Linked DNA regions of Homo sapiens: region 1 is linked to region 2. A link is a loop called in an ENCODE intact Hi-C map of the cell type or tissue named here. Cell type or tissue: sigmoid colon. All regions are shown on one strand. Links, peaks and the distances in the headings refer to the core of each region. The heading gives the core; the rest is flanking DNA. Region 1 overlaps LRMDA (leucine rich melanocyte differentiation associated). Region 2 overlaps LRMDA (leucine rich melanocyte differentiation associated).

The links. A loop is a pair of places that touch in the nucleus more often than their neighbours do. Peaks named below come from ENCODE experiments on the same cell type or tissue, not always from the same donor. Only the 100,000 strongest peaks of a DNase experiment are listed, where the experiment ranks them.
Region 1: it touches region 2 in a loop (2.5-fold over the local background); 4 of 110 quality-filtered maps call a loop at or near these places.

Annotation. Positions count from the first base shown.
Region 1 is chr10:76,450,767-76,466,858 of GRCh38, forward strand. The region is part of intron 6 of LRMDA (leucine rich melanocyte differentiation associated); the gene reads left to right. Among named protein-coding and RNA genes, the nearest start is that of KCNMA1-AS1, 430 kb to the right of the region's middle. In sigmoid colon, for the core only: no CTCF peak of the experiment used is centred there; a DNase peak (open chromatin) is centred at 8,425.
Region 2 is chr10:76,390,147-76,406,238 of GRCh38, forward strand. The region is part of intron 6 of LRMDA (leucine rich melanocyte differentiation associated); the gene reads left to right. Among named protein-coding and RNA genes, the nearest start is that of KCNMA1-AS1, 490 kb to the right of the region's middle. RefSeq lists an enhancer at 6,613-8,848. In sigmoid colon, for the core only: no CTCF peak of the experiment used is centred there; DNase peaks (open chromatin) are centred at 7,175, 7,495 and 7,965.

The DNA of each region.
Region 1 (16,092 bases), core at 4,586-12,585, 62 kb after region 2:
AATTCGGCCAGTTTACTAATTATCTCTTCATTCATCTCAGAATAATTTTTCCTTTGACACTCTGATTCTCTTTTACAGAGTCTGTTTTACAGAGTTTTTGAGGATAGCAAACAGATGAGTTCTAAATCTTGCTTTTGTCTCATGTAAAAATAAAATTTCAAATATATCCTCCTCATCTGAGTCAACATGGAAGAGCTCCTATTCTAGATGATATTGTTGTCTTTTTTTGTAGAATCCATAGTGGCAGATGTATACATATGTTTTTCTATGCTCATTTTTGAATAGGGATTGTTGTGCTCTAAGACCAACAAGCAGGTTCTGTGGCATGTTCCTTGCTTCTATGTCACTCTAATTTGGTAGGATTCTACTCTTGAAGTTTGAAGTGATGTACTTAATTTGGGATGTCTAGGAAGCATTCTTCTGTGTGTTTCTGATTTGCATTTTTTTTTTTTTGAGACAGAGTCTCGCTCTATCGCCCAGGCTGGAGTGCAGTGGTGTGATCTCGGCTCACTGCAAGCTCTGCCTCCCAGGTTCATGCCATTCTCCTGCCTAAGCCTCCCAAGTAGCTGGGACTACAGGTGCCTGCCACCATGCCTGGCTAATTTTTTTGTTATATTTTCAGTACAGACGGGGTTTCACCGTGTTTGCCAGGATGGGCTTGATCTCCTGACCTCGTGATCCGCCCGCCTCGGCCTCCCAAAGTGCTGGGATTACAGGCGTGAGCCACTGCACCCGGCCTCTGATTTGCATTTTTATAGACTTTTATTGACAGCTGGATATTTTGAGCAAGCTAGGGAGCCAGATATACTTTTCCATTTTCCTTTGAACGGTGCTGCATGTGAAGACTATGTTCTTCAGGAAGTGCTTCTCCAATGCTTTTTTTTTTTTTTTTTTGTGGAGGAGGGTGGTGGACAGAGTTTCAATCTTGTTGCCCTGGCTGGAGTGCAATGGTGTGCTCTTGTCTCAACACAACCTCCACCTCTTGGGTACAAGTGATTCTCCTGCCTCAGCCTCCCGAGTAGCTGGGATTACAGGCATGTGCCACCACACCCAGCAAATTTTGTATTTTTAGTTGAGATGGGGTTTCTCCATGTTGGTCAGGCTGGTCTCGATCTCCCGACCTCAGGTGATCTGCCCACCTCGGCCTCCCAAAATGCTGGGATTACAGGCGTGAGCCACCATGCCTGGCCCGATGCTTTGTCTTTACCCATTTATAATTATTTTCTTCAAAGGAATGACCTATCCCTAAAATCTTCCTGTATTTTCTTCATTGCTTGATTGAGGAAGTATGAAGAGAATTCTAGCCCTCTATGGCTCTGAGGTCACTTATCAGATGGCTCATCAGTGTGGACAGGAAGTGGGTGGCATCTTGACATGCTTTAAGTCAACTAGATTGTGTATGCCTATGTCCTATGCTCTTATTTTGCTTCTTCAAATACACCTAAGTGTGAGGGAGCATTCAATTTGGATGTAGACAATAATATATGGTAAGAAGCTCTGGGATCTGGGTCAGGGCCTCAAGGTCCATCTGATTGCAGCAGGGATGTGGGAAGGCCATGTGGGGTCCAGAACACTTAACTCTCTTTTAAATGAAACACCTAATCACTCACCTGTTTCTGCTGCCCTCAGAATTTTAGAAAATCACTGAAATGGAATGAAATTAAAACTTACCTACTCCAACTCCTTTAACAGGCAGATGGTGTGAAATTTAAGATGGGAACTGAATGAAAAAAAAAAAGATATCCATCAGGTAAAGATGAGAACAGAGGATGCAGATGGCTAGAAAGCTGGTACAAAGATGTGAAGTAGAGGGTCTAAAAGAAAGCCAGGAATAGTTGACGTATAGTGGGCTAGCAAGAAAATGGAAAGCAGTGTCCAGGAAGAAGATATTTTTATGTTGGGGTAAGGAGTTTGGATTTAATTAAAGTGTTATTGGAAGGCCCTGGGGGAGGATGGTTTAAAAAGTTAAGTAACCTAATATGATCAGTTAACAGCAAAATGTTTATGTATTTGTTTTATTCACTCATACACTTGTATATTCTTTCATTCAATAAGTAAACTCATATTTATCAAATAACCACTACATGTGATGGAGTTATATCCTAGGATTCCAAATTCCTAGTATAAGGGGTATTTCTATTATGCCATGCAACTTCTCTACTGGACAGTAAACTTTGTGTGAACAGGGTCTGGACTTCTATATATTTGAATCTCCTAAGACTTCAACAGTCATAGGAGTACCTGACTTATGGTAGCCCCTAAATAAATATACTTGATAGATGAATGATAAGTAATATTCTATAATGTTCACAGAGGTCTCTGAAATAGAAGAATATTTCTAAAGCACAGTTAAAGATAGTCATCATTAGCAGTGACCAGGATTCCCTGCAGGGCACAGTTCCATAAAGCTCTTGTAAGGACTGATCAGTGGGTTGGATCCATTGACTCTTTTAATCAGGCTAAATATGCTGTCCCTTCTATGCATATATTTGCTGGGATTCTGCCATGCCAGTACTAGTTTGGCCATGTTGATATGAAAGAGTAAGGATTTGTCTATTTAGTTGCCAACTAAGGTGTAATGAAATCTCATGGCAAAGTGTATATGAATTCAAATAGGAGCCAAGCCCTTCACCTCTACTGTGGGTTATATGACATACAGAGTCTTCTTGAAACATGTATTCCCAAGACTTTCAACAGTGCAACATCTGTTTTACTTTGAGGGGGCTATGATAAGCATCTGCTTAGAGGAATGATCTGAACAAAACCAGGGCACATTTGTTTGCCATGCTATAGATTATCTAGTCTTACATTGTTAATGAATAAATCATGCAGGATGGATAAACCGGTAACCACAACAGCATGTTTCATACTGCATTTAAGACATTAATTTATGCATTCATATATTTTTCCTGTAGACACTAAAAAATTTATGTTTTAAATAGAAGATCACATGGATTTTGATGTAGCTCAGCAGTTGGATGTAGATTCCAGAAATTCCTTTATTAAATTAGAGCCCAGTTGGCTGATTAGGGTTCTAATGTTCATAATTGTACCATTTGATGCATTAAGATAAGTGAGCCAAAGATAAAAATATAGTGTTTTATGAGAACATAAAATGCATATCTATGTACATATTCCATGTTTGTATGAGACATTACATTTAATCCTCAAAACTCATTTCAAAGTTCATGTCGTGAACGTTTACAAAAGTTCAGGAACCTCTTAAAGTCACATAGGCAATTAGTAGCAGAGTCTGAACTGAGAATCACATCTTCTCAGGCATAATCTAGTTTTCCTGGCTTACCACGACAACCGTTTCATTGATAAGTTATTTTGAAATCACATTTGGGGGCCATCACTCACATGTAGTATGAAGCTAAATCTAGAACAACATTCATTTTGAATTCTTTGGTCTGGTACACATAAATAGTTCTTAGGATGAATCACATAGATGGAGGAGAAAGATAGACAAAACGTTGATCTTTGGGTGATTGCATTGAGGATTCTAATCTCTACTGACGTGCTAAATGTTGGAATTGAACTAAAAAGAGTCACTAATCATATTACTTCCATAGTGAAAGTAGCAGTGTCTGCATTGTATGCTCTTTTGTTGTTTAATGCAGACTCCCTAAAAAGGCAGATTTTGGTCACTCCGAGGCTGCATTATTCTTTGTACCAACTTGGCTATCCTAAAACGAGCAAAACAAGCAAGCAGAGAATCGAGACATAGTAAATAAACATTCTTAAAACCCACATGTTCCTTTAAACATAAAGAAAAAAAATGACCCAGTGAGAATTGGAGGTGATTTGGGTCTGCATTCGCTCAGCTAGACCAAGCTGTTCTCACCGCCACCCCCCACCCCGCCCGACTTTGACTTCCTTTTTATTTGTATCTTCCATTTCCTTTCCCTGGGCCAGATGTGTGGATTCCCCTGTTGTGCCCAATGACAGAGTAGACTTTTCTGGAAACTGCCAGGACTATTTGTAATCTCCTGACTTTACAGAGGTCTCATATGCTGAGAAGGACAAATTCTGATGTTTCACAGCAACAGGAAGAGGGTTAGGGATGTTGAGAGAAGGACAATTTGGGTGGAGTTTTCACATATGTTTCTCTTTGATGGAGAATCCAGGGCAGGGATCTGGTTTGACTGGGGCCAAGTTGTATTTCTGCTCTCTTTATTCCATGTGACTTGAGAGAGCAACCACATGAGTACAGAGTTTTAGTTTGGAGCATGACTTCCTCATCCTAGAATGCCAGAGTCGGAGAGGCCATTAAAGGTCATGTTGTCCAACTTCCCATAAAATTAATTTTAGATGAAGTCTGCAGGAGAGAGTAAGAGAGCCTCTGTTTATAGAAGAAATTGTCTCCTAGAATCTAAAACTGTCTGTTGCCCATTGGATCAACATCTATGGCCACCCAGAATTGGTGAATATTATAGAAAGAAAGTGTGGGATGGTGTTAAAGGACATTAGTTCAACTCGTCACCCAACGCCCAAATCCCTTGATTAGAAATGGAAAATATAAGATATATTGATGGTATTGAATTGGTATGAAATTCTGAAGGTTTTAAAATGCTGTTTATCCCCAAGACCAAAATAAGTGAATCCTAGGCTCGGCTGGTCACCTCTTCCTGCAAGGTCCTGAGGTAAGAGTATGCATCGATGCTAATCCCTGATGGGATGAGACTTTGATATTAGCCAGGGCCTTTAGGAATACACCCCAGTAAAAACACTGATGGGCTAGGATGAATGTCACAGGAGGCTCCTTACCTTAGTCAGCTTAGGGTAACTTAAGGGTCTATGCTAGAACAAAAGCAGGCCAAAAGGTCTGTTCTCCTTGTGGTCACCTCTAAACTCAAATTCAAGTTGCAAATCTTATCACTTCTCTGGGAGACAAGGCCTTACACACCGGTTAGCAGCAGATGAAAGCATAAAAATTAGAGTTTGTGGCCCATTGTCTGGCATAGATGTGTAGGGGAAGTGGCAGGGGATCAGAGGGTATATGACAAGGGCAAGTGTTATCTTCTGGGACCATCCTACTTAGTTATGTGGGAGAGGAGAAAGCCCCTGAATAATGGAAGGGAATGTCCCAAGGGATATATCCTGTTGTTACTCTGGCTGTGTGGCAGAGTCGGGTAGTAAGGAATCTAGAAGGGCCACATCAACTTGTATAGGCCCAGTGATTCCAACTGTATGCACCACAGTGAAGAAAAGGTATTCTATGCTGGCCAACCCTGCTAGTATTTCTCCTCTTCCTCCTTAGGGGCTGGGTTGTTGGGCTTGGGAAAGGGTATGAATATCCCTCAGAGAACATCCCCTTGCATAGCATCTCTACCCGAAAATAGTCGTTCGGTCTCCATTTTGTTCCTGGTGTCATCTAAAATAAGGAACAACAAATAGCCAGATTCAATTTCAGCATTATGGTTTGAGCAAGGGCCTGGCTTCTAGAGTGGGGTGTGTTGAGATGGTTTTCCCACTATTTTTATTTAACTCACCAAATATATTCTGTAATTGGGCATGACCCAGCAAAATGTTCCACTCTGAAGTTTTATCATGGAGGCCAAAGAGCATGTTCAATGTCTGCCAAGTTCTCAAAGGAAATAGTAGTGGGAGGGCAGGCCCTGAGCTGGAGCTTCCCTGGTGACTACAAAAGCAATTGCAGAGGACCACGTGATGTGGCTCCAGAGCACATGACTCAGATGTCCATTGAAAAGCTGTATTTGCTCAGGGTGATGGCTAAGAAAAATGTCTTATGCCCTTTAAGAAAAGAGTCTTGTTTTGAAGTGAGATAATCCTTCCATTTTCATAAGGTAGTTACTGAAAATAAGTGTTCATTTTCTTTGTGCAGACCAAGGAGTAGGCCTTCTGAGAAAGTTGCACTCTTATTAAAAAAAAAAAAAAAAAGGCACTATTTCAGATGAAAGCCTGAGATGCAGATTTGAGATCTTAAAACTTGAAGTAAAAGTCAGCACTCTGATGTGCCCAGCCTGTCCTTTCTACCTTCCCGTTGTTAAGAGGTGTTCTTTTCTAGCTCTTGAAGGAAGACTTTCATTCTTACCATGTCACCTCCTTCTTCCCTTCTTTTTTATTTTTTGGGGTCTGAAATAGTAATCCTGCAACACAGAACTTGTTTGGAATTCTGACTGTTTTAATCCTTGCCTTAATTTACTGAGGTTAAGTTGAAGATAGGAAGTTGAGTGTTGGTTTTTTCAAATTGTGGTCTTAGCCGTAACTCCGACTTTGAACATTTTCGGCAGTTCCATGGATGTCTGCGGATGGTCAGAGTCACATTTCATTGTCTCCAAGAACTGTCATGACCCTGTCTTTAGCATTCCTTCAGGCTTCTCTTTACTACAGATCAAGAAAGTACTTGGCAACAGTCTCCCATTAGGAGAGAGCATTCAGGGTTTTAGTTTCAACTTTTCGAAGTTTAATGCTTTTCCATTTTCTTTTCTCCGCGTCAGCCATGGGACAAGTAACGTATAGTTGATCTTCAGTATTCCCTGATTCTGTGTTTGCAAATTTGCCTGCCCACTAAAATCTGTAGCCCCCAAATCAATATTCATGACACACTTTCTCAGTCATTCATAGTCATGCACAAAGCAGTGAAATGTTGAGTTGCCCGATGTGCATGTTTCCAGCTGAGGTTGAACAAGGTGACACTGCTTTTTCGTTGCAGCTCTCAGACTGTATGCAAATGTCTTTCCAATGGTCTATTTAGTGCTATGCTTTTCATGTGTTTGTGTTTTTTTTGGTGATTTTGCAGTTTAAAGTGGCTGCCAAGTATTGTGCTGAAGTTCTGTATGGTATTCCTAAGCCCAAGAAGGCCATGATGTGCCCTGTAGAGAAAATCCATGTGTTAGATAAGCTTTCTTCAGGCATAAGTTATAGTGCTATGGGCCATAAGTTCGACATTAATGAATCAACAAAATATCTTAAATAAGTTTCCTTAAACAGAAATATAGAAACAACAAGGTTACGTCTCAATCAGTTGACAGAAATGTTGTGACCAGAGGCTTTCAGGAACCTAACTCTGTATCTTCCTTAGGAGCAATCGTTCAGTATTTGCTAATTCAGTGTTTGCAGAGACTTTATAGGGTGTAGCTGCTGCAAATGACAAGAATCAACTGTAATCATTTACTAAGTATCAGCTGTAATGGTGAAGATAAATATTCTAGACTTAATATGCCAGGAGGGATGTGCGTGCCTCATATGCTCTATGGACATGTTACAGTAAGGGAAATAGGAGGTGTCCCCCTCAACCTGGAACTCCTCTAACAAGCCAGATAGAAATGCATCATTTTTTAGGCCATTTCACTTGGATCGAAGCTTGTTTTCTTTCACACTCCTAGTGCTTTCAAAAAAAAAAAAAACTTGGCTGTTTAATTAAAAAAAATTTGGCCTGTTTTGTATATATTTGCAGTCTGAGCACCCATAGAGGGGAGTCACCCCTCTCCTCCAGACAAGGGTGGGTTGTTGAATTTTATGTGAAATCTTGACATTGCAATAAATCTCTGAACCTGAACCAGCCTGCACTGGATATTTAATACTGTTTTCATTTCCAATACTAATCAATCCTGGAAGAATGTGCTGTTATTTTTTAGTTACATGTAAACATTTAGATGAATATAAAATGGCTTATTGATAGCTTACATGCAGGCAAGTTTATTGATACTTTTGTCAAATTCTGTTTGATTGATTGATTTGGCCATCGTACTGCTATGGATATGGAATAGAACCAATATGACATTTTTATTTCCTGGCAGTGGTACCTGAGGGTGAATGGGATATGGGGAAGCTTGAGCTCTGTCTCTTGGATGAGAGCACTATCAGAGCCTGATCAGTGGAGCTCCTTTCTTTAAGGAATGACCTCAACTCTGTTTCACATCAGACACAGTTTGGAAGACCCCACAGGCCATTGCACTGTTGTATCATTCATGTGGGAAGCCCAGCTTCACAGGGGCCACAGAAATCTCCTCTATGTGACACTTCTGGCTACAGTGCATTATTTTGTTTTATTCTGATTTTTTAAGGAGGTCCCTAGTAGGCATCTTAGGAAACTTTGAAAATATATTAAGAAGATTCGGCATTTGATGCACAGATACAAATAAGGCCATTTTCCTCAGCCTGCAAGCCCAGTCTGAGACTTTGCAACCTTTCTCTCTTCTGATTGTGAATTCCAAGTGTCAAGACAAAATAGCACTAAGAAATCAGTAAAATGTGACGGTTTTTCTCAAGCGTCTACTAAGAGCCTAGCCAGATGCACATTTCTTATTCCTTTTGGTAAATAGATTCAGATTTGGTATGATTCAATGAACTAAAAAATATCCCCTGCTCAAAGCTTGTCTATGCCTGCTAATTGCATGAAGCTTAACAGATCCTCCACACACGGCACCAAATAAGGGCTGGCTGGAAATCAAAACCTCCTTGCCAAGCACTTTGGATTTTCCAAAGGAACTGTAATGTTCCTGGAGATGTTTATTAATGGAAATGGGGAACTTTGTGGACCAGGGTGAAGTCCCAGAGATTGATAGCCTGTTACTAGTGTTTATTATTTTTGACTGCAGGTTTTGAAAGCTTTTCCTCCTATCCTCCCTAAAAGGAACTTTCTCCGTCACTTGGGACTGAAAATGGGGGTGGAGTTCAACACCTCATGGAGCAATCCAAAATAGACGCACAGAATGTTAATAAGCCCAGGATTTTGCCCTCTGTTTTGTATTGCTCTGCCCCAAAATACAAAACCTAATTAGTGCATCCAGAGAAGCGTTAAATGGATTTCATGCTGTTTAATAAATGCTTTACGTGCTTTGGTGCCACTGCGAAATGTGTGGTTGAGTGAGGGTGGGAATAGGGAGAGGAAATGGTTGCTGTAAATGCTTCCTACCAATGTCAAGCACTATAGGATGAGCATCAGAGATGCGTGTTTATAACTCAGGTGCTTCATGTTTTCACCCGAATTTTCCTCCTTTTGGCTAGCCTGTTATTTTCCTTTTGGGCTTTTGTTTTTTTAATTTTATTATTATTATACTTTAAGTTTTGGGGTACAACGTGCAGGTTTGTTAATATGTATACATGTGCTCCCAGACATCGTCTCCAAAGGCTCAACCCACAATTGTCTACACTCAGAACAATGAGAAATTGTGAGTGACAGATGTGCACTGAGTGCTCACTGGGTGATGAGCCCTGAATGGGACATGGGAATTAGAAGGTGTGGCCATTGCCTCTGGAGAGCTTATGTCCCTATGGGGAAGATAGAACACATAATATCCTATTTTCAAGATAGACCGTCAGTCTGGTGTTCAAAGCCTTTCATAATGTGTCCCCTATTTAGTGACTGGCCTGTGACATCTCTCCTAGAGGCTGGTCTTTATTGTCTTATATGTTGGTCAGTGGTTGTGAGACTTCGCTGCACAGTAGAACTGTCAGGAGAGCTTTGAAAAAGCCCCAGTGTTCACACTGCACCCTCTATCAGTGCTTTGAGATCTTTAACCTGCATCAGGATCACCCAGAGGATATGTGGAAACACACATTTCTGGGCTTCACACCCAGCATTTCTAAGTCAGCAGGTAGAGGGCTCTAAAAATTTGTATTTCTAGAAGTTATTGCTAATGCTGCTAGTCCAAAATCACACTTGAGGAGGATTGGCCTTCATCAATTAAATCAGAATTGCTGTGTGTCTGATGATTCCAGCATGCAGCCAAGATGGAGATCTGTGTTCCACACATTCTTTAATGCATGTGGTGGAGACAGATGATCACATATCGTGAATGCCTCTGATTATTTTCCATGATTTAGCTATTTTTCTCTGACTAGACAGTAAAAGTCGTAATAGCAAGAACTGTGTATCTTTACCTTTTCTTGATTCTCTCAGGGTGCCCAGCCCAGGGTGGTCACACAGAAGTGTAACTTGAATAGTGTTAACCAAGGAAACGTAGAAGGGTGGATGGGAAGCATTGCAGATACCACCAGCACTCTTCATTTCCCTACTCTCCAAAACCTCTAAGGAAAGTTCTTTCCCTCTATTTGTGGACTCTAAGATGCATTGCAGAGCTACTTTCTCTCTCCTCTTCCCTCCATAGGGGAGGGTGCATTTTCAGCATTTACTTTTAAAGAAAGCAACTGCAAAGAGTACTGTATTCATAGATAAAAACTGCATTCACATCCTGGCTCTGATGTTTCTTCTTATATGATCTTGGTGACACTACTTAACATTTTCAAGTCCCCATTTATTCATAAATAAAATACGTATAAGAACATCTCTTTCACAGACTTCTGGAAATTAAACGAGTTTGTGCTTAAAACACTTCTAAGGACAATATAAAACACAAAAGGCACAGTAGGCCTTTTGTTTATAACCACATTGTAGCAAACACACATTTTTCCTGGAAACATAATGGGAGTGCTCTTGGGTTATGGGAAGTAGCAAGGGGAGATGAGCAAATATTTGTGCCTCATCCTGACCTCGCCATGCATGGTGTGAAATGTCTAGGTATGCCATCAAGAACCAAAGTCCTGTGTAACAGAAAATCTCCAGTGAGCCTGTCATGATGATGGAGACAAGCCTCTGTTGAACTTCACTGCCAGTGAACTCTACTAAAATGTCAGTCCTGTATTCGCATAGCCTATCAGTCAGGGAGCAGGCTATGAGCACTGAGATTTCCACAGCAACCTGTTGGTGCCTTTAGTGCATTGCTTCCAGAATGATTCCCATGAAATAAAGAGATCTAGCATTGTACTTACTGGTTCTTAGCAAATGTTCTTCCCCGTAGGTAGAGTGCCTTAACTCTAGAACCATAAATTTGTTTTCAGAATGCAACAAGATTGCATAGTTGTGTAATAAAGCTCCTGACAGAGTGTTAAAGATAGGAGGGGGAGATGGTGAACTGGGAGAGCCAGGAATCCTCATCAAACTATTATGGGAGGCTCTGCCCTCTGAGAAGAGAAGTGCTGTCTTAAGAAATTTCCTTGATACTCAAAGGGTGTTTTACACAGAATCACCTGGGCTTTTGTTAAGAATGTGGACTCAGGCCGGGTACAGGGGCACACACCTATAATTCCAGAACTTTGGGAGGCCGAGGCGGGCAGGTCCTTTGAGTCCAGGAGTCCAAGGCTAGCCTGGGCAACATAGAGAAACCCCATCTCTACGAAAAATACAAAAATCAGCCAGGTGTGATGGCATGCACCTGTAGTCCCAGCTACTTGGTGTGGCTTGAACTCCCTTGAACCAGGGAGGTCAAGGCTGCAGTGAACTGCAATTGTGCCAGAGTGAGGACCACAGAGGGAACTCTGTCTCAAAAAAAAAAAAAAAAACCACACACACACACACAAAAACAACAACAACCAAAAAAACCAGAATGTGAACAACAACCACCAAAAAAACCAGAATGTGAACTCAAACACTCAGACAATACCCTAGACCTTCTGAATCAGAATCTGCATTTTTTTTTTCAGGAGTCCCAGGCAATTTGTATACACTTAAATGTTTGAGGAGAAAGATAGAAGAGTCTCTTAGAACTAGACTGGGAATTAAGACACCTGACTTGGTATTCTTTTAGTTCCATCTTCACCTCAGTTTCTCCATATGAAAAAAACAGATAAGTAGAATAAGTTCCTTCCCATCAGTTGACAGGAATTGGTAGTAAAAGAATCCCCATAGAAAAGATTTAGAAGTCTAAGGTCCAGAAGAACCATCCTCTTCCTCTTCACCCAGCTCCTTTTTGTTAACATTCTTCGATGCCCAATCTCACTTCCAGCTGCTTTGGGGTTTGGCCGCTATAGCTAGATGTCTCAGCAGCTTCCAATTCCCATTATGAGAAGTTGAAATTCTCCCATAGGTACACAGTTCTTCTGGCATCCCGCACCATCTTTGCCTGTGCTGAGTGGTGTGTGGTCTGGCCTTCAAGGGAGCCGTTTCCAGCAGTACATGTGAGGAGAGGACCTGTCTCTTGGCTGCTAGGAAGCACTCCAGCCAGACAACAGCCCTCTCCAGCTACTCAGTGCCTCCCACATTGGACAACTGGGAAAGCACACAGGGAACAGTGGGGGTTGTTGAGCTCAGCGAGTGTTTCCTATAGTGCATAATTAAAGAAAACACCTGTGTAGCTGCTAAATCACTTCCCGCTGTTCCCCTGTGCAAATGCTGTGCTCAATAACCTTACAAGTGCCTCATTCCTTCTACCCAACCGAGGCAGTGCACAGAGCCACAATGCATAAAGCTGGCAAGTTATTAGTTCAGGGCCCCTTAAAAGATCTCTTAGGATTGATTTGTTACTAGTCCATGGGGTCCCTTGGTTAGTCTGGTGGCATTTTGCTAGACTGCAGCTTCAGGGAGGCTCAGGGATGGGTAGTGGGCCTACTTTCTCCAAACTGCCCTTCTTTGATCAGCACTTCTCTGTATCCAAGGCAGTCCCGTGGAAGAGCTCTAGAGCTGCAGGAGCCAGAAAACCTTAAACCACAACTTCAATACTGTAATTGTGGGCCAGATGCTTCCCCAGGGGAAAACAGCCAACAACAGTGAAATGAGATGCAAGTGGGACCTATGGATTTTGTTTGAAATTCAGGAAAGGGAAGTGACAATAAATCAAAAGGAAAAGCTATCATTCTAAACAGACCTCTTCCTGCTGCTGAAGTTTATGGGGTGCTTTGGTTACCACTAGGATCTTGTGGGGCACTGGCTGCCCAAAGTGAAGAAGATAGACTCCCTTGTAGCAGCAGGTGGATTGGCAACAGGATTCAGTGTGATGACAGGCTAGCTTTGTAATTTACTTCTTCCAGGGCAAAGCAACATGGCTTTCACTGCAAGTTTTAGAGTGTTTGAGCAGATGAGTGAATGTGCCTAAGAGACCCAGTGAAGAGGATTGCTGGATGTTGGGCGGTGGCAGGGGAGGGGGGAAGGGCTTTAAAGAAACAGAACTGAGGAGAAAGGACAGCTGCAGATTCACTCAGTCTCTTCTGCTTCACTGCTTTGTTCTCTTCATAGCCTTGGTCATAACTGAAATTATCTTGTCTATGAGTTTGTCCGCTTGTGTATTATGTATCTCCCCAAATAGGATGTGAACGCTGCAAGAGCTAGACTCTTATCTAACTTGTGCAGAGCTGGATCTTCAAAACTAGTCAGTCCAGTGCCTGGCACACAGTAGGTGCAAAATAAATTTTTTTTTTTTTTTTTGTGAGATGGAGTCTTTCTGTGTCACCCAGGCTGGCATGCATTGGCGTGATCTCGGTTCACTGCACATCATCCACCTCCCGGTTCAAGCGATTATCATGCCTCAGCCTCCTGAGTAGCTGGGATTACAGGCACGAACCACCACGCCCAGCTAATTTTGTATTTTTAGTAGAGACAGGGTTTCTCCATGTTGATCAGGGTGGTCTCAAACTCCCCTCCTCAGGTCATCCGCCCGCCTCGGCCTCCCAAAGTGCTGGGATTACAGGTGTAAGCCGCTGCGCCCGGCAGATATTCTGAATCTTGAAGGAGGAATAGGAATTGACTCTGGGCTAAGCTGGCAGAGAAGGGTATTCCCGGAAGAGAGATGAGGATTATGATGCATAGAGGCAAGAGAACCTGGTGTGTTGGGAACTGCAATTGTAAGGTATGAGTGGACGAGTGGCGAGAGACTAGAATGGCCTGGTACCCAGTCAACATGCCTACAACAGACGGGGCTGGGAAAAGAGCTCCTAGGTGAGGACAATTTCTCAGACATGAGAATGGCCAGGGCAGTTAGGTGAACTCTAGTACAGATGTACACACTGGACAATTTAACTAAGAACAATTCATGTGTCTTTACAAAGGGTTATCTTTCCAGCTGTTACTTCCTCTCTTCCAGCTCATCTGTTGGCCACCTTGTTGTTTACCCCTTTGAGTAAAAATAAGCAAAAAGCCAGAAGAATGGGGTAACCTCAAATACCTCCTTAATTTTGTTTTTTGAGCAGCTGCTTAAAATGTCTGAAACATTTTTTGAGTTAGAAATCTGAAACAAAACAAGGCTTCCAAATGATTCATGAGTTTCCATTATTCAAGTTTCCCTCATATCTTCATCACCGTGTAGGTAATGGGTGTGAATCTCTGTGTGCTCATATACATATGCTTGATTATATGATCATCTCGTGGAGGACATGTGACACGGGAAGACAATAGGGCACATGATATGCTCTTTGATCTAAGGTAAGAGTAGCTTCTCTCTCCTCCCTGTTTCACTATGGCTTTATGGACATGTGGGCACACAGAAGAAGCAGACCGCACTGCAGAGGCTGTGCTTATAGACATAACTGCTTCTCAAGGCCACAGATAAGAGGATGGACAGGATTGAGGTAAGTCTATATTTTGGCAGACAAGAACTCTTGGTGGCCTCTCCATTCAGTGCTAGAATGTTCCTACTATCACACCACTTAGTTGATGTTTGTGATTTCAAGTGCTCAAGTGGTCAGCTCCTCTGATACCACTCCTATGACACTAAGGGGTCACCAGGAATATTTGTGGCCATGGGCATATGAGCTCCAAGAAATAAAAGATTCATTAAGGGCTGCCATAGAGATTTTCTGGTTCTTTTGTGACTTGAGCTGAAATTGTAAGACCTGTGTGTGTCATTTCCTTTCTGTAAGTACTCTAGTCCTCCCAGGAGCAGCCTCCTGCTCCACTGCCTTTGGAGCTATCACTACTGCCATAAGAACCAAGGACAGTAGCTATTTGTTCCCGAGACACTTGGTGCACTATCCACAGTGACCCATAGCAATAAAGTTAATTTCAATACAACTACCTATGAAAAAGGAAAGTGAAGGATGTGTCTAAAACAACCCTGGAACCCCATCTTTGAGGATCTGTTTTGTACGACCACTCCTGGACACTAGCGTATGAGTTATTTTTCTGAGATAATTTAAGAGAATTGTTTAAGTAGGGTATGAGATTTCTAGGGCTTCCATAAGAAATGCCACTCGCTGGGTGACTTAAACAACAGACATTTATTTTCTCCCAGTTCGGGAGGCTGGAAGCCTAAGATCAAGATGTTGGTGGGGTTGATTTCCTCCGAGAACCATGAGGGGAGGAGTTGTTTGTGGCCTCTCCCCTCCCCTTGTAGGTGGCTGTCTTCTCCCTGTGTCTTCACATGGTCTTCCCTCTGTGCCTGTCTGTGCCCCAATCTTTTCTTACAAGGACACCAGTTATATGGGATTAGGGCCCACCCCAATGACCTCATTTTAACTTAATTCTTTATATACACTATCTCCAATCATCAGTCACTTTCTGAGGTTCTGGGGGTTTAGAACTTCAACCTGTGAATTTTTGGTGGGGCACAGTTCAGCCTGTAACAAACAGATATAGGAGGACTGAAAAGGCAAGGCAAGGGGGAAACATTGAAATAACAAACATAGTAATTGCAAGAAGCAACTACCATAACCTTAGGACTAGAGGAATAAAAGGAAGAGGCTGGAGTCATGAGAACTTAGCAGCTTGGAGAAGGAGTCTTACAGGACTGGTGCCCAGAACTCTGAGGGGCAGAGGGTATGAGCAGCTGGTACTGGCAAGTATGAGGGGTAGACAAACAGACAGATGCCGGGAGCATGGGATAAATGGAGAGGAGCGTTTCCTTTCTCTCCCCTTTCATCTTCAGATCTTGCTTTTGTGCCCCTCGTAGGCAGGACCTAACAGGTGTCCGCTGGCAAAAAAGAAGTGTAATCTGCAGCCTACAGCATGACAGGCCATGTTATTGAAGGATGGATTTTTACTAAGACACAATAACTTTAATAACCAACACAGGCTGGGCGTGGTGGCTCACACCTGTAATCCTAGCACTTTGAGAGGCTGACGTAGGTGGATTGTTTGAGACCAGGAGTTTGAGACCAGCCTGGGCAACATGGTAAAACCCCTACTCTACAAAAAGGACAAAAGTTATCCGGGCATGGTGGTGTGTGCCTGTAGTCCCAGCTACTCACAAGGCAGAGGCAAGAGAATTGAGCCTGGGAGTTCGAGACTGCAGTGAGCTATGATCACACCACTGCACTCCAGCCTGGGTGACAGAGTGAAACCCTGTCTCAAAGAAAAGAAAAGAAAAAAGAAAATAAGCAGCACAGATTCCTTCAGCTTCTTTTAAAAAGTCGTAT
Region 2 (16,092 bases), core at 3,052-11,051:
ATTTATTATTTTCTGATTTTTGCTTGTTTGCTCGCTTTTAAAAATAGCTATCCTAATGGATATAAGGTGGTATCTCATTGTGGTTTTGATTTGCCTTTCCCCATCTTTTCATGTGCTCATTAGCCATTTGTATACTTTCTTTGGGGCAATGTCTAAGAATTGACTTTTTAGAATGATCCCTCTGGGGAGAAGTAAAAGGGTAGAAGGAGGGTCAGAATGGAGGCAGGGAGATCAGGTAGGAAGTTGCACTAAACTAGCCAAGATGTGATAAGGCTTCCATGATGCAACTAATGAAATTGTATGGGGCAGTGGTGGTGGTAGATAGCATTGAAAGATTGTTTTGCAAATTAAGCAGAACAAAAAAAAAAAAAACAAGAAAACTCAATGTTAAGTGGATGATGGCACCATGACTGGTATTCAGTCAGTATGTACCTGTGTAGCCATTCTGGCTGAAATACTTCCATGGCAGCTCCCCCAAGAGTGCCCCTTCATTGCCCCTCCCATCCAGGTCTTCAAAATCCTTAAACTGCCTGTATGCCCCCATAATTCCCTAAATAATAATGAATGCTGGGTACAGTAGGGGGTAGGGGAACCTTGGACTCTGCTCCAGCTCAGTAGCCAGGGTCCATTCAGATTTGTCAGCCCCCTTCCCCTCTGATTTACTCCTGGATAGCAGTACCATTTCTTGACACATGTACTGATGTGGAAAAGATTTTTGGAAGGTATGAAGGGAGTTCACCAAAGGTGATAAGTTTTATTTGGGGCCTGTTTGTGTATTCACGTGGAGAGAGTTAGCATTCTTGGTTCTAGAGAAAAAGATTTAGGAATTTTCAACATATGATAGTCATAGAACCCAAGAACTTACCATCCAATGGAAATATTTTCCCTCTGCAGTGACACCATTCTTTCATAAAATTATTCACAATTTAGCAACTATGAACAGGAATAAAACCTCTAACCAATATTCCAAAGAGGTCAGCTGTGCCTAAAATGCATGTTGGCAGAATGTAGTCACATTCCCAGATTTTAGGAAGCCAGGAATCCAGGAAGGAGTCTTCCTCTTTCTGTATAGCAACTTAAGCTTATTTGAAGGTGGTTGTTCACTCCCTCCTGGAGTGCCCTTAGCTGCAGACAAAGAGAGTGGGATTCGTGATGATCATTTGGCATCATGTCCCTGACAGATAGCCTACAATGTTACCAGAAGCTGATGAGGCTTATTTTGGTTTTGTTTCGTTTTGTGGAAAACCAGAAGGGATCTCAGTGTTGCTGCCTGCAGGATAAGTAAAGATAACCTACTATGTATTTTATTGGCAATCCTGATAGCATTTTCTCCATTGGTGGTTTATGTGTAATAGAGACCAAACTGCAATTTTCTGACCTGCCAAGATCCATTATGTCTGGTAAATATAGTTTATGCTTGACAGAATACACACTTAGGGTGGAAAGCCATGCAAATTAAACTAAGGTTTAGGCTAATTTTTGGTAGTGAAAATTATTCTCCCTTGGTGACCTTATTCAGCATGAAATAAAACAACCAGAAAGCTATTCATGCAGTCCACTCTTTCTTTAATCAAAATAATGAAAGCTTTGGATAGCCCAGCTCCTGATTCTCATAGCTCTTGTCTTTCATGGAGCCTAATCTTTTATGGTCATAAGAAGCTTTTTTGCATGAATAGGTTAGAGATTAGGTAGTAAAATGCCTTATTTAAGGTAACTGTTCTTAGTCTACTTTGAAGTCTATGCAAATTATATCTGTCTATGGATTTATGGAGACTGTATCACCACAGAGTCTTGATCTGTTAACATAAATGATATTTTAAAAATATTTACCCATTGTCTGGGCTACCAAACTTTAGTCTTATGTTGGAATAGTGTCTGATTGCTGACAAGCTGAGCAGTAGTTTTGACAGAGCTAAATAAGGAGAAAAGCCAAGCTTTAATAATGTTGACCATAAGTTAGGAATAATCTCATTGATTGCTTAGTACAGCTAATTCTATTTTCTGATGATAATTTGCATTAATATATTCAGTTTATGTAGCTTAGTCTCCAATATTATCTCGGTAATCCCATCTTCATTCACAGTGGAACAGAAAAGACAGAGTTGGAAGGCTTGTAGGTCAACGTAACAAACTTGTTCTATCTGCTGGCTCTCAGATTCTTTTCTTTTAAAATATGTTTTTAAATCAACAGACAAAAATTGTATATGTTTGTCATGTACAAATGTTTTGAATTATGAATACACTGTGGAATGGCTGAAAGGGGTTAAATAATACAGATTGAGTATCCCTTATCTGAAATGGCACTGGAAGTATTTTGGATTTCACATTTTTTGGGATTTTAGAATATTTGTATTATACTTACCAGCTGAGCATCCCAGATCTGAAAATCAAAAATCCAAAATGCTCCAGTGAGCATTTTTTTTGAGTGTCACATTGGTGTCCAACAAGTTTCAGATTTTTGAGTATTTAGGATATCAGATTCTCAGATTGGGGTGCTTAACCTGTATGTGCATTGTGTCACATAGTTTATTATTTTTTTTTGTAGTGAGAATGCTCAAAATATACTCTTAGTAATTTTCAAGAATACAACATATTGTTATAATCTATAGTCACCCTGTTGTACAATAGGTTTCTTGAACTTATTTCTCCTATTTAATTGAAATTTTGTATCCTTTGACCAATATCTTCCCAACTTACTTATACTCCCAGCAGTCCCCAGTAACCACCATTCTCCTCTCTGCTTCAATGAGTTTAACTTTTTTAGGATCCACATATAAGTGAGATCATGTGGTATTTGTCTTTCTTTGCCAGGCATATTTTACTAAACATAATCTCCAGGTTCATCCATGTTGTTGCAAATGACAAGATGTCCTTTATTAAGGCTAAATAGTAGTTCATTGTGTACAAGTACACCACACTTTCTTAATCCATTCATTCATTGATGGAACCGTAGACTGATTCCATACTTTGGTTATTGTGAATAATTGCTGCATAGGAGTGCAGATATCTCTCCTACATACTGATTTCATTTCTTTTGGATACATTCATTTCTTTTGGTGGGATTGCTAGGTTATATGTATAATAACTGTATTTTTAATTGAGGAATCTCCATACTGTTTTTTAACTTACATTCCCACTGGTAATGTACATGGGTTCCCTTTTTCCCACATCCTTATGAATACTTACCTTCTAGCTTTTTGATAATAGCCATTTTAACAGATGTGAAGTGATATCTCATTTTGGTTTTAATTTGCATTCCCTGATGATTAATGGTGTTAAACATTTTTTATACACCTGTTGATCATTTGTATGTCTTCTTTTGAAATATGTCTGTTCAGGTCCTTTGCCCATATTTTAATTGGGTTGTTTGCTTAATAATGAGTTGTTTGAGTCCTTATACATTTTTTTATATTAACCCCTTATCAGATGCATGGTTTGCAAATATTTTCTCCCATTCTGTAGGTTATCTTTTCACTCTGTTGACTGTTTCTTTTGATGAGCAGAAGCTTTTTAGTTTGATGTAATCCCAATTATTTATTTTTGCTTTTGTTGCCTATGCTTTTGGGGTGACATCCAAAAAGTCATTGCCCAGACTAATGACATGGAGTTTTCCCCTATGTTTCCTTCTAGTGGTTTCGCTGCTTCAGGTCTTATGTTGAAGTCTTTAATCCACTTTGAGTTGATTTTATTATATGGTATGAGATAAGGGTCTAATTTTTTTCTTCTGTTGTGGATATTCAGTTTTCCCAACATTGTTTATTGAGGAGACCGTCCTTTCTGCATTGTGTGTTCTTGGTACCTTTGTGGAAAACCAGTTGACTGTAAATGTGTGGATTTATTTCTGGGCTTTCTATTCTGTTCCATTAGTCTATGTGTCTTTATGGCTTTCAAATATTGTGAGACAGAAGAACACAGGATACACCCTCTTCACACTTGCCATTAATAGCCCAGTGCAGCCAGAATGAACAAGGTGTTACAGAATGTGATGCAACAACAAGGGAGTGATAATTTTATTTTAATTTAAAAAGGCATTCTCAGAAACTGAAGTTTAAATAAACCATTTGTTTAATGGCTTTAATGTGGACACTAGAAGGCACAAAGGTCTGGGCTATTGGGATTCCAGTCCATTTTCTGGAATCTTTGCCTTCAGAGGGCATAAGGTAATCAAGTACGTGGGAGGTAAGAGTCCAAATGTTCTGTATTACTCTCATCTTTCTGTGAATGACCAAATTCTTCTGCTTTTCACTGGCAATCATATATTTTGTCAACTTGTGAAAAAATACTCTACAAAGATGAAAATTGACCTTATAAAGATTCTTCACATGTATCACATTTGAGAAGGTTGTGTTCCTGACTGAAGAATCTTGCCTTGGTTTGTTGACTCTGGGGTTACACTGTGTCCAGTTATGGCTCCTTGGATGAAGGCCCTGTGTTGTTTTTGAGTCAGCTCACTCAGCTTTCTGGAGGGCAGTTGATTCCATGAAAATACTTGTCTATGTGATCAAGCAGTGGGGGCTGAATGTGTGGCTCTTCACAACAGAATGCAAGGCGGATTACTACTATTCCTACAGTGCTACTGTTATTATTAATTTTAAAAACATACAATGTCATTATCAACCTTGATCTGCTCTGCTTTTGTATTTTAGTAATTGATTGGATGAGAATGTGCCCAGGCATGCTTTAATCACTGGAAGGGCACCAGGGTTTAATCTTCCAAAGGGGTTTTTCCCATTGTTATTTCCTGAAACATGCTTGCCATTACTCAAGTGGCATACAAAATAAAATTCAAATCAAAACAGCAAAAGAGATGTGATCCCTCTCTTTTGTGCCTTCTTTTAGGCTTAATTCTCATAAGTAGAACATATCTAAGAAGAGTAGGCTTTTGAGTTCCAGGCATACTACTTCTAAACTCTTCACTTAAAGCTAGCACATTCACCTGACCTTGAAAAGGTGAATAGATACACACTGCTGAGATTAAATAAGGCACCACAGAAGAATAACTACAGGAGGAGCAAGTAAGTGCAATACCCTCTTGTATGAAGTGTGACCAACCTGAATTAAACCATATTTCTAGTCCTCCCTCAGCTCCAAACTTTTCAGAGCTTTTGCTCAATGACTCCACCCCATTGTATCCTTGGCTGACTCTCATAATTGCCTCATTATTATATTTTCTATATAATATGCATCTTTGGATTCATAGCCCAACAATCTCAGCTGGTTCTCCTCTGTAGTTTGTTTAGCAGACAATTGTAGTCATTGCCCCTCAGCCCATACAACATGGGGGATCTGGATGGAAATGAAACGCAGACTTGGCTCATCAGAGGGCAGCTTGGCTTCACTTGTATGCCACAAACATTGTCACCTCATAACACTGACAGTAGTCACTGATGAGCACATTTGAACCCATTCCCAAAAGTGCATTGCCTCCACACCACATGAATTAGAGCCATTTGTGTTATTTTGCTTATGTGTTCTTTTTCTTTTCTCTGTTGTGTATTCAGATTCCCATATTAGTTTTCCTTAATCTAAGACTTACATTAGATGACTCTAGCCAGACTGTCAAATTATTTGAGAACTCTCTTTGTAGCTCTAAATCTAGGGTAGTACCTGGTAGTCAATAATTATTTATCAAATGAATGGATATTTTTCAACACTTACTGGCAATCAAGAAATAATTGTATTTCTAAAACAGTGTGAAAACACGATGAATTGAATTGAATTGGCGAGAATAGAATATAAACTGCATAACTGTAAGAGATAGTACTATACAATAGTGCTGATGACATTTTGTTTTGCTTTATTTTATTTTATTTATTTTCTGGGGCTGCCTGATACAAAAAGTTCCTTGTGAAAAGAGAAGATTGGAATCCAATTAGTAGATTGGAATTGATGAGTTAGTTAAGGGCTTTAGCATCCTACCATGGGCTGTGGTTTTTCCCCCTGAACCTATGGGCATGTTTTGATTGAAGATGATGGCTGGAAGCTGCCACGTTTGAAGGGCTAGAGAAAGAGCCTGGGTTTCCTGTGTCAGATGATACAAACTAGAAACTAGAAACGCTACATGGTAGGGAGGCAGTGGGGGACAGAAGAAAAGACATCATTATTCTTTGTCTCTTCTTTTCCCTGGGGGAAATGTTGGCATCCAAATATTCAACAGTAGGTTGACATGTGGAAAGTGGCCTAGCCAAAGGATCTGTGGTGATCGGGAGTCATAAATCAGATATGAGAGGGAGAGACCATATGGTGCAGAAAGAAAGTGACGATGCGATTCTTTCAGCTATAGCCACTCACGTGCACTCTCTTACCCAGTAGAGAGAGGGGCCCCTTTCCACTGTTTCTTTTCTACTTCCCCAGTGAACCTGCAGGAATGTCAGCTGAAATACCTTGCTCTTTTCTACACATTTCTGAATCAGCCAAGATGTCAGTGACCTGGAAAGGACTCAGGTGAGAGCCAGAGAAATGATTAAAGAGCCGGTGATGCCGATGATCCAGTGGGTGTCTCCTCTCCGCACCACTAGAACTGACTTATGGGAAGATAGTCAAATAACTAGATATGTGTTGTTTGGCCCAGGGCAGACAAGAAGGAAGGTATGGGGTAACTTGTCTCCAATGGAGTTGCCAACAGCCAATGAATTATTGTGTCTTTTCCTCTCCAAATGGACTGTCAGTATACATATATATATTTTCAAGTTTTATTGAAAATAGTTACCTCAAATTTACTTGCACTTATTTTCCTGAGAGTCTGAGGAATCACATTCTCATTGCTGCAGGCCCCCAGAAGTTTTGAAACAGCCTCTGCCACGCCACGCAACTCTACTCACCCAGAGAAATTGCCTTCCCTCTTTTCCCTCAACTTGTCTGGAGATGAAAAGGATGAGATTGAAACCCCTTTTCTTAGAGACACGTCCCCTCCCTTGCTGGTTTCTGGCTTCTCTTTTCGGTGTGTGAGCAAAATCATTTTATTAAACCATTTGTCAGGGGGCAGATGGGAAGTCTGTCTTTCCCATTAGTTAGCAGAAAGTGACCCCAGCAGCTGTGGAGGGAATCGGTCAAGCCATTGCTACCAACCAGACCAGGGTGGAGAAGGAGGCCGGGCTTTGCTCAGTTGTCACAAGGTCCCAGGCGGCTCCCCAGGAGCCTTGGAACTGATGAGGCCCTGTTTTTATTGGCCATGCCTGTGGTAGGCTGACTTCCTTCACTCTGAGCTTCAGGCCAGCCAGGGAAGGGGGCAGGGGCCACTAGCATTGGGAAGCTTTCGTACTTTGCCCTTAACACTCCATATCCCTGTTTAATTAATTTCCTAACTTTGTGGGGGAAAAAGATGAAATAAATAAGGCCAACTGACCACTTCATAATTTGTTTCTGAAGCTTGGCTGGACATAAAAGTCTCCCTTCCAAAACCACACGGCATAATTTATTTTACGATTCCCTCTCGGCACCAGGTCTGGGCTAACCTTGAGTTTGGAGGCTGTGCCTTCGCTTCCTGGTGCTGGTGGTCACAGTGTGTCCTTTCTTGGCAGTGGCCATGGGCCCAGCAAAACAGACCTCTGAAAGGCGAGCAGATTAATCATTTTGAAGGCATGCTCGCCTCAACAGTTCCCCTGCAGGATGTCGGAGAACCGGAGAGAGGGGACTGCTGTAGTTCACAAGGGGCATAGGGAAATGCCTGAAGACTCACAAAAACAAGGGGGTGAACAACAGAAAAAGAATGAGTGCTTTTAAATTGTACATGCTGGAGTTTTCACTAACCGAAAAGTATTACCAAAAAATATATTGCCACTCCTAGAGCACAAACTGTGATGAGTCCAACCCTTTTATTACAATCAGGCTTTCTCTAAATATATTATGCCCTGCAGGTCAAAATGATTTACTTCTCTATTTTGGGACATCTGAGTTCTATTCTACTGTTGCCAGTATGTTTTCAGCTGTGCCAGAACCGAGCAGGTCTGCGGCTCCTTTGTAACATCAAAACGGAGACATTTATCATTGAGATTTATCATGGGACAGCCTGCCAGATGGTTTGGGTATTTTAAAGGTGAACTGTTTGGGCCTTGATTAGCTCATGCGGACTTCTAGCTAAAGACAACTCTATCAGCTGCTCAGTGGAAAGACACTGACGTCCCCCTCCCCCCAGCTCCCTCCCTCTGTTCTTCTAGTAATGCAGAAAATATTAATGTAATGGCAGATGTGGCATAGATTGTCATTTCAGGAAGAAAACCAAGCCATAACCAATTCCACTGATTGCATTCTAATTATAATGTGACCTCCTGTTGCTTTGCATAGAGGCAGTATTCATTTCAGTACACCACTGTAAAACTTGCCTAGTCAACGACCCTCAAAGGGGCAATTGTAAGATTTAAGCTTGGATTTTTTTGCTCATACCAAAGTCCTTTATTCTGCCAAGCCTCTGCTGATTGGGCCAGAAAGAATGCATTTGATTATATAGACTAAACTTATTGGGAACAGAACCTCTGTGCTTTGAAATGCTTTTCATTCAAATTACATTCAGACATTCAATCAACATTGATTATGATATGGATTGGCAACAGGGAATGCCTTGGGTTTTTGGTCTGGCTTGAAAGTTTGCTGAGTTTCGTACCAGATAACAACTGGGAAGCCAGCTGAGTTTCCTTAACCTTTTCCATGAGTTTCTCAGAAAAGGATGGTTTCTCTTGGGAGGCCAGGAGTTCCTTATTCCCACTTGATGCAGTATTCCAAGATCATTTCTTCACTTGGAAAATTTGGGTCTTTGGGGCTTCCAAATTTAATTAACCTCTGATAGCTTTGGGAAATGTGTGCTCATTTGTGTTTATGTTAATAAAGTAGGTCCTTGACTTTGTGCATGAAAATCTAGGAGAATGCATCTTAGATTCAGATTCCAGGTCTAAAATTTTGTATCATGGAAGAAAGTGATCATCACTAATTCTGGTCATAGATGTTGTCTGTGTGATTTAGAGCAAGGCTCAGTTTTCTCATCTGCAAAATGAAATAAAGGTGATCCCAAGGTTTAATTTCTAATAAAGTTGATTTGAAAATACTAAGAAACAATATAATATTGTTATTATTATTTACATGTCAGTGTATGTGCTTGTGTTTTTGAGGGGCCTTTGCCTGCATCTAGACCTCTCTGTCTCTGGAAAAATCCTGGTGGGATCAGTTTTCGAAGTAGTTGGCTCTTGGCAGACTCGCAGACATACTAAAGTTTTTGTTTTGACTTGAAGGTCCTCTTCCGGCCCTTCTGAATAACTTTAACCTAAAAGTCAGGCTAGAATTCCCACAAGAAGAGAGTTGCCAGGGCATCCTCATTCCAAGCTATAAAATCACTGGAGATAGCTCCATTTTCTTTATCCAATCACATGCCATGAGCTGTCATTTGTGTACAGATGTCTCTCAAATATAGATTTCCAGCCTTCATAGCATTCCTGAAATTTAGCATTGCTAAGTATATGGTCACCTTGAATAGTATTCTAGGATCTCGAATTCAGTACGTTCTCTTTTTCCCCCCAAAACAATGGCAACCAGCCTCTCCTCTGTTCTCTCTTTCTCTTAACTGCTCCTGTAGTTCCAGTTACTAGAGTTCAAAACCTTGGAACTTTTATTTTCTCCCTTGTCTTTACTTCCCACATAGAACTAGTTGCCAAGTCCTGTGAATTATACCACTTGAAAATATCTGTTCTTCCTAAAGTTAGTGCTTTTTCATTGAGTCTAATCATTTCCTTCATGGCCTGTGTAATTTAGTCTTTCCACCAATCCAGTCATCCTACCATGATGTGGCAGCAGCTTCTAAGATGGTCCTTATAATATCTGTTATCTGGTGTTCATACCCTTGTGAGATCTCCTCCCCTTATGTGTGGATGGGACCTGTGATTTGCTTGTAACCAGCAGATTATCGAAAAAAGTAATGGGATGTCACTTTCATGATTAAGTGACATAGGATTGTGACTTCTGCCTTAGTAGAAAACTTTTTTCCTGCTGATCTTGATGAAGTAAGAAGCTATGTTGGAGAGGCCCACACGGCAGCAGCAGAGGGTGGCCTCTGGCCAACAGCCAGTAAGGAACTATGGCCCTCTACCCAAGACCCCACAAGAAACTGAATCCTGTCAACAATCTTTTGAGCTTGGAAGCTTCCCCAGTTAAGCCTCAGATGAGACCCCAGCCCTGGTCTGTACCTTGATAACAGTCTTGTGAGATGCCTAAAACAGAGGACACAGCTAAGCTGTATCCAGATTCCTGACCCACAGAAAGTGTGAGACAACAAATATGTATTATTTTAAGCTGTTAGATTTGTGGTAATTTGTTACCTAATATTAGACAGCTGTATCCTAGAGCAGCTAGATTACTGCCTGACAATATCAGTCTTTTGCTCAGAAATACTCAGTGTCTTCATGATTCTTTGTCTTTGGCCTTGAACTCCCTATTCAAGCTGTTTTCCAATTCTCCTTCCTGAGCACAATTACCTCTGTACTGTTCATATTTCTGGCTTTCTGCCTTTTACCTTTTGCTGACATCGTTACCATTTCCTGGATTTTCTTTATGACTAAATCTCACATCTTTTTTAAAGGCCCACTTAAATGTCACCTCTTTCATAAAAGCTTTTTTGATCTCTGAAGCTATATAGATCTCTGAGCTGCCATCGTTCTATACCTCAGGTTCCTATTCATTTTCTACCTCATAGGGGACTGGTTTGAGAACATTGCTGTATCTGTACTACAGGTTGAATACCCCTTATCAAAAATACTTCAGGTCAGAAGTGTTGAGAATTTGGGGTTTTGGGGGAGATTTTGGAATATCTGCATTATATGCTTACCTGTTGAGCATCCCCAGTCTGAAAATCCAAAATGCTCATTTGAGCATTTCCTTTGAGGGTCATGTTGGTACATAAAACATTTTGGGTTTCGGAGCATTTTGGATTTTGGATTTTCAGCTTAGGGATACTCAACCTGTGCTAGGCTGCAAATTATATGAAGGAGGCTTCTTCTGATTCATCTTTCCATGCCCTTGAGCTTCCAATATAATGACTTAATGGATGGTATGCTCTCAGTGGATGAGACTCAATGGATGGTATGCTCCAGTGACTCAATGGATGGTATGTTCTTGTTCATGAAGAGCAAGCCAGTGTGCCCACAGGACAGCAAAACAGAAGTGGTTTGTGGAACTATTCGTTTATTTACTTGCTTATTCTTTTATTCCTTCCTTTACCGCATACCTGGCATTGTCCTAGGGGCTGATGTGGACTCATGGGCATCATGCTTAGAAAGGGACCTTGTTCTTGGGGTTTTATGTTTAAGCATCACCATCTTCTTGAGACTCTTAATCATTTTATTTTTGAATCTGTGTTTTCTGAGTGAAGTCCCAGAAGGTAGTGGGGTATATGCTAGGGGCTCAGAGAATTTGCCAGTGCCTTCTGCCTCCCTGACATAGATTCTAACCCACTTGTTCTCCTCACCCTCCCACCATGGCAGAGGCCTGGGCACAACCACAGGGAGAGTTGGGGTTGGGTACACATGCCCTGTATTCCAGGTCACAGAGTAAGGACCCTGGGTACCTGGGAGGATCTGTACTTGCTGCATAGTCAGGAAGTAACTATGTAAGTATCATATTAAATAAGAAATACTATGACAGGTTGAGAGAAAGAGAGGAGAGCATTAGTGAGCTTACAGACAAACAGGAAAAGCTTTTCTCTTGCCTTTTGAACAAGTGCCTGCATTTTCATTTGTACTGGACCCTGGAAATTATGTAGCTGGCCCTGACTAGGGGTATAGTGGGAAACCAAAGGGGCAGGGATACAGCTGTGGCAGCAGAGGTGGGGTCGGGGGAAACAGCAAACAACAGACAATAAACAAGATGATTTCAGAAAGTCATAAGTACTATGACTTTCTGAGAATCAAATGAGGTGATATGCTGGTGAGTCCCTGAGTATGGTGCAGGAAGCATGTTACCTTAAAGAAAGATGATGAGGGAACCGTTGCTGAGAAGGTGGCATTTGAGTGGACATCTGCAGGAGGTAAAGAGGTTAGGCCGTTCCAGGAATATGGGGCAGTTTCTAGGCAGAATAATGTGCTAGGTCAAAATCCTTGGGGCTGGAACAAGCTTGAAATAGCCAAGAGCTAGACACAAAAGCCAGTGCTGCAGTAGCCTAGAGACTGTGGAAGAGAGGAGGCTTGGGGCATTTACTAAGGTAAGATGAAGCTGATCCTTTATTTTATTTTATTGTTCTTTTTTTAGAATTAGGTTCTTGCTGTGTCACCCAGGCTAGAGTGCAGTGGTGGGATCATGGCTCACTGCAGCCTCAAACTCCTGGATCAAGCAATCCTCCCACTTTAGCCTTCTGAGTAGCTGGGACTACAGGCGTGTGTCACCACTCCTGGCTAATTTTTAATCTTTTTTTGTAGAGGTAGGGTCTAGGTATGTTGCACTGGCTGGTCTCCAACTTCTGGCCCCAGGCAATCCTCCCGCCTTGATCACCATAAGTGCTGGGATTACAGGCAGGAGCCACTGTGCATGGTCCAGCTGGTTCTTTAACACCAACACCATACTGGCCATAGTGAGGACACAGCTTGCCTCTGGGCTTGTCTAGGTCTGTAGTCCAGTATTTTCACACCTAAGAATTACTAAGGAGGGATTTTACAGCAATGCGCTCCCTGCATTTTCTACCTTAATTTAATTCCTTTTTCTTTGTCAACATAGCTATTCTGCATTCTTTAAAATAGAGATTTTTTCAGAGACATGTAACTTACAAGGATGTAAATAATCATAGGTGGGCCAAGGAATGTGTAGTTCCTAGGGAGAGCTTTGCAAATGAGATTGGTTCCTTTCCCACAGAACCTCAAGGACTGTTGGATTTGTTTCAGAGGTCACAAATGGGCACCTTATGGCCCAAACTGGAGCCCCAGAAGTGTTTTATTTGTTCTGCATGTTGCCCTTCATCAAACAGGAGTGCCCCAGCAATGGCCCTGTGCTCCCCAGATAGCTCTGTCCTAATCTCTCCTATAGTCTCCTGCTTGTGCTTCTTCCCTTTATGCCTGAACTCTTTTTAATTGTTTCTCATTAAAAAAATTATACTCCACTGTATAGTGCAGACGTGGAAATGTTGGCATGTGGATAGACCCTGTACCAAAAACCCAGCAGAAGATTCAGAGTCCCTGAGATGCTTCCTCCTCATCTTCTTCGCCAAGCACCTCTTGTCACTGATCTTGGAAGTTAGAGGTGGGAAAAGGCAGGTAAGAGGGCCAAGAAGTCAAAGTCCTAATTCATGCATGCCTGGGCCCACCCGTCTTCCCGTCTTGCATGCCCATTCTGTGGACTCCCTATATGTAGATGCTAACCCAGGAAACCCCTCAGGGCCAGTGGTGCATGGCTGGCTCCCTTCCTACAGACTGTTCCTTTAAAAATTTGGGGCTTTAACTGAGAAGAAAATTAAGTAATTTTGTTATTTTTTCCTTCATAAAGCTAAAATTATTAATCTTCAGAGATAAGTACTGTTCAGTGCATAATGAGTTCGAATTGTTGATAATTATAATTTTGAAGAGTTTCAGCTTGCTGTCAGCCAAGTAATTAAAGGGGTGGGACCAGGGTTCTATTTTGTTCATGATGGTTATGCTTCTGGTAAGAACTCTCTCTGTGTGGCAAAAATGCCCTCATTCTAGTCACATGGTGCAGTGAAAGGGTTAATTAAATCAAGTAAAGTAATCCACTGGGTTGTGAAGAGTTCTCTTTTCCTAGTTTCCCCCCTGGCCTTCCATCTCTTCCTTAAGATCTTCCCATTGTCTTAGCAAAGCTGGACACCCTCAATGGTGCCCGCTCTCCACTAGTGAAACAGATGCAGGATGCCTGGGTCCTGCCTGAGCCCAGGGAAGAGGCTCAGTTCCTTTCCCTCTTTCGCAACTGCCCCCTTCACCCAATTGCCCATGAGTCACCTTAAAAAAAAATGTCTTGCATATACTAGCACTGGACTAAAAAAATTGAACCAAAAGAAAAGAGGAAGAGAAAATGGAAAACTAATGATTCAAGAAATCACATAGCACGAGATAATTCTATTTTGAAATCACAGCAGTGGCACCCAGAGGCGGACACTCCCCAAATTACTAGTGAAAACCCTTTGATGTATCCAGTTGTAAGAAAGCCCAAGGCACTTTTTTATTATTATTATGAGTGTTTCACATTCCCCAAAAGAAACATTTAGCAGTAATTTTTAAATGTCTGTGTGTGAGCAAGCTAAATAAAATGAAATAAAATAAAATAAATCCCTAAAAAATCTCCAACCCTAAATGTGCTTACTTGATGGCTGGCTTTTACTTACAATAAAAGCCAAGGTCTTACAATGGTGTATGAGGCCCCCATGAGATCTCTCTGCCCTCATCTGCCCCTTTATCTTCCCTGGCTCATTCCACTATAGCCACACTGGCTCGCTAGCTGTTCAGGGACACACTGGGTGTGTTCCCTGCTCAGTCTGTTCCCTTGCTATATTCCCAGCCTGGATGCTCTTTCCTGGGTATATGAATGGCTCAATCGTTTCTTTCCTTGAGCTGTTTCCTCCAAAGTCTCCTTCTCATTGAAGCGTTCCCTTGCCATGCTGTATAAAACCTCAACTTCCCACTTTTGACACTCTTAAAGGGACTTTGCAGATGTGATTAAGTTAAGGAACTTGAGATGGAGAGATTATCCTGGACCATGTGGGTGGGCCCGGTATGAAAACAAAAATCCTTATAAAAAGGAAACAGCAGGGATACAAACAGGGAAAGGAGATGTTACAACAGAAATAGAAGTTGGAGTGATGTAAGTTGAAGATGAAGGAAGGGTCCACAAGCCAAGAAATGCAGGCAGCCTCTAGAAACTGGAAAGGCAAAAGGAAATGATTTTTTTCTGGGGCCTTCAGCAGTAACCAGAGCAGTTGACACCTAGATGTTATTAGCTCGGTGAGACCCTTTTTGGACTTCTGATCTCCAGACTGTAAGATAATAAATCTGTGTTGTTTTAAGCCACTGAGTTTAATTTGTTACAACAGCAATAAAAAACTAATACAATTGGCAGGACCCAGACTCATAAGACCCCAAAGAATTTGACCATCTTGGTCCCCGGTTCTTCTGTGCAATATTCAAAGTTTCTATTTTCTGTCAGGATTTCCTTTCTGACTTGAAGACAGAGGAAAGAAACCTTTGCAGTACATGCATTCTGGTCTCCTTTTGTACCTGAGGCCAGCTTTCGTCACTAGGTGCAATAAACGCTGCATTAGATTTTGATGGGAGGTATGGTGCCCAGGTGTGTTTCAACACAGTTCAGATGAGGGACAGGGGAGCTGGGGAGAAGCAAATGCAGCCCTGCCAGGAACAGTGCGCTGCTGTTTATACAACAGGGTAAAGGACCAGACTTGTCATTATTTTAACCCAAGTAGACAGTTCTCGCCTGTCTAAGGATGTGATTGACTGGTGGTATCTTTTCATGGTTATGCAGCAGATTGAACTTCAGAAGTCAGAGCTCACAACTGACGGGATGTGTTTGTAATTGGACCTGGTAAGAACTGGACCTCTAAATAGGGAAGAAAGAGCAGTGGAGACAATCACATTGTGGCCTTTTGCTAGTTATTCATTCATAGAGTTCTTCCTGTTTTAATTCTGGAGGATTAAAACATTAAAGAATAATTTATTCCTATACTCTCCTCAGCCCCCGTGCGTTCCTTTTTCCTTTTCTGTGTCTCTTGTTTTATCTTTCTCTCTCTGTGTCATACTTTTCCCTGACCTTCCATTTCCTGAAAATTGTCTGTATTTGTGAGGGTAACCTTAGTGCTTGAAACTTTTTCCAGCTTTATTTTAAAAAGATGACCATTTTATCAGGCAGTCTGAAAATCCAAAAGTATTCTCTGCTCCAAATGTCCTCTTATTTAACTGGCCAGCGAGGAAAACCCACAAATTGCCAAACAAGAGGAACAACAGGAAGCGGTGATGGAGCTCATTTACATCTGCATATGTTCTTTATTTAAAACCAGGGGAAGTGCTGAGTGGATGGGTTTGGGAAATATGGCCGGCATTCCGGAAAGGGTGGCTGTGCACAAGTCCACACATCCTGTACTAACAGGCGGAAAGGGAACATCATGGC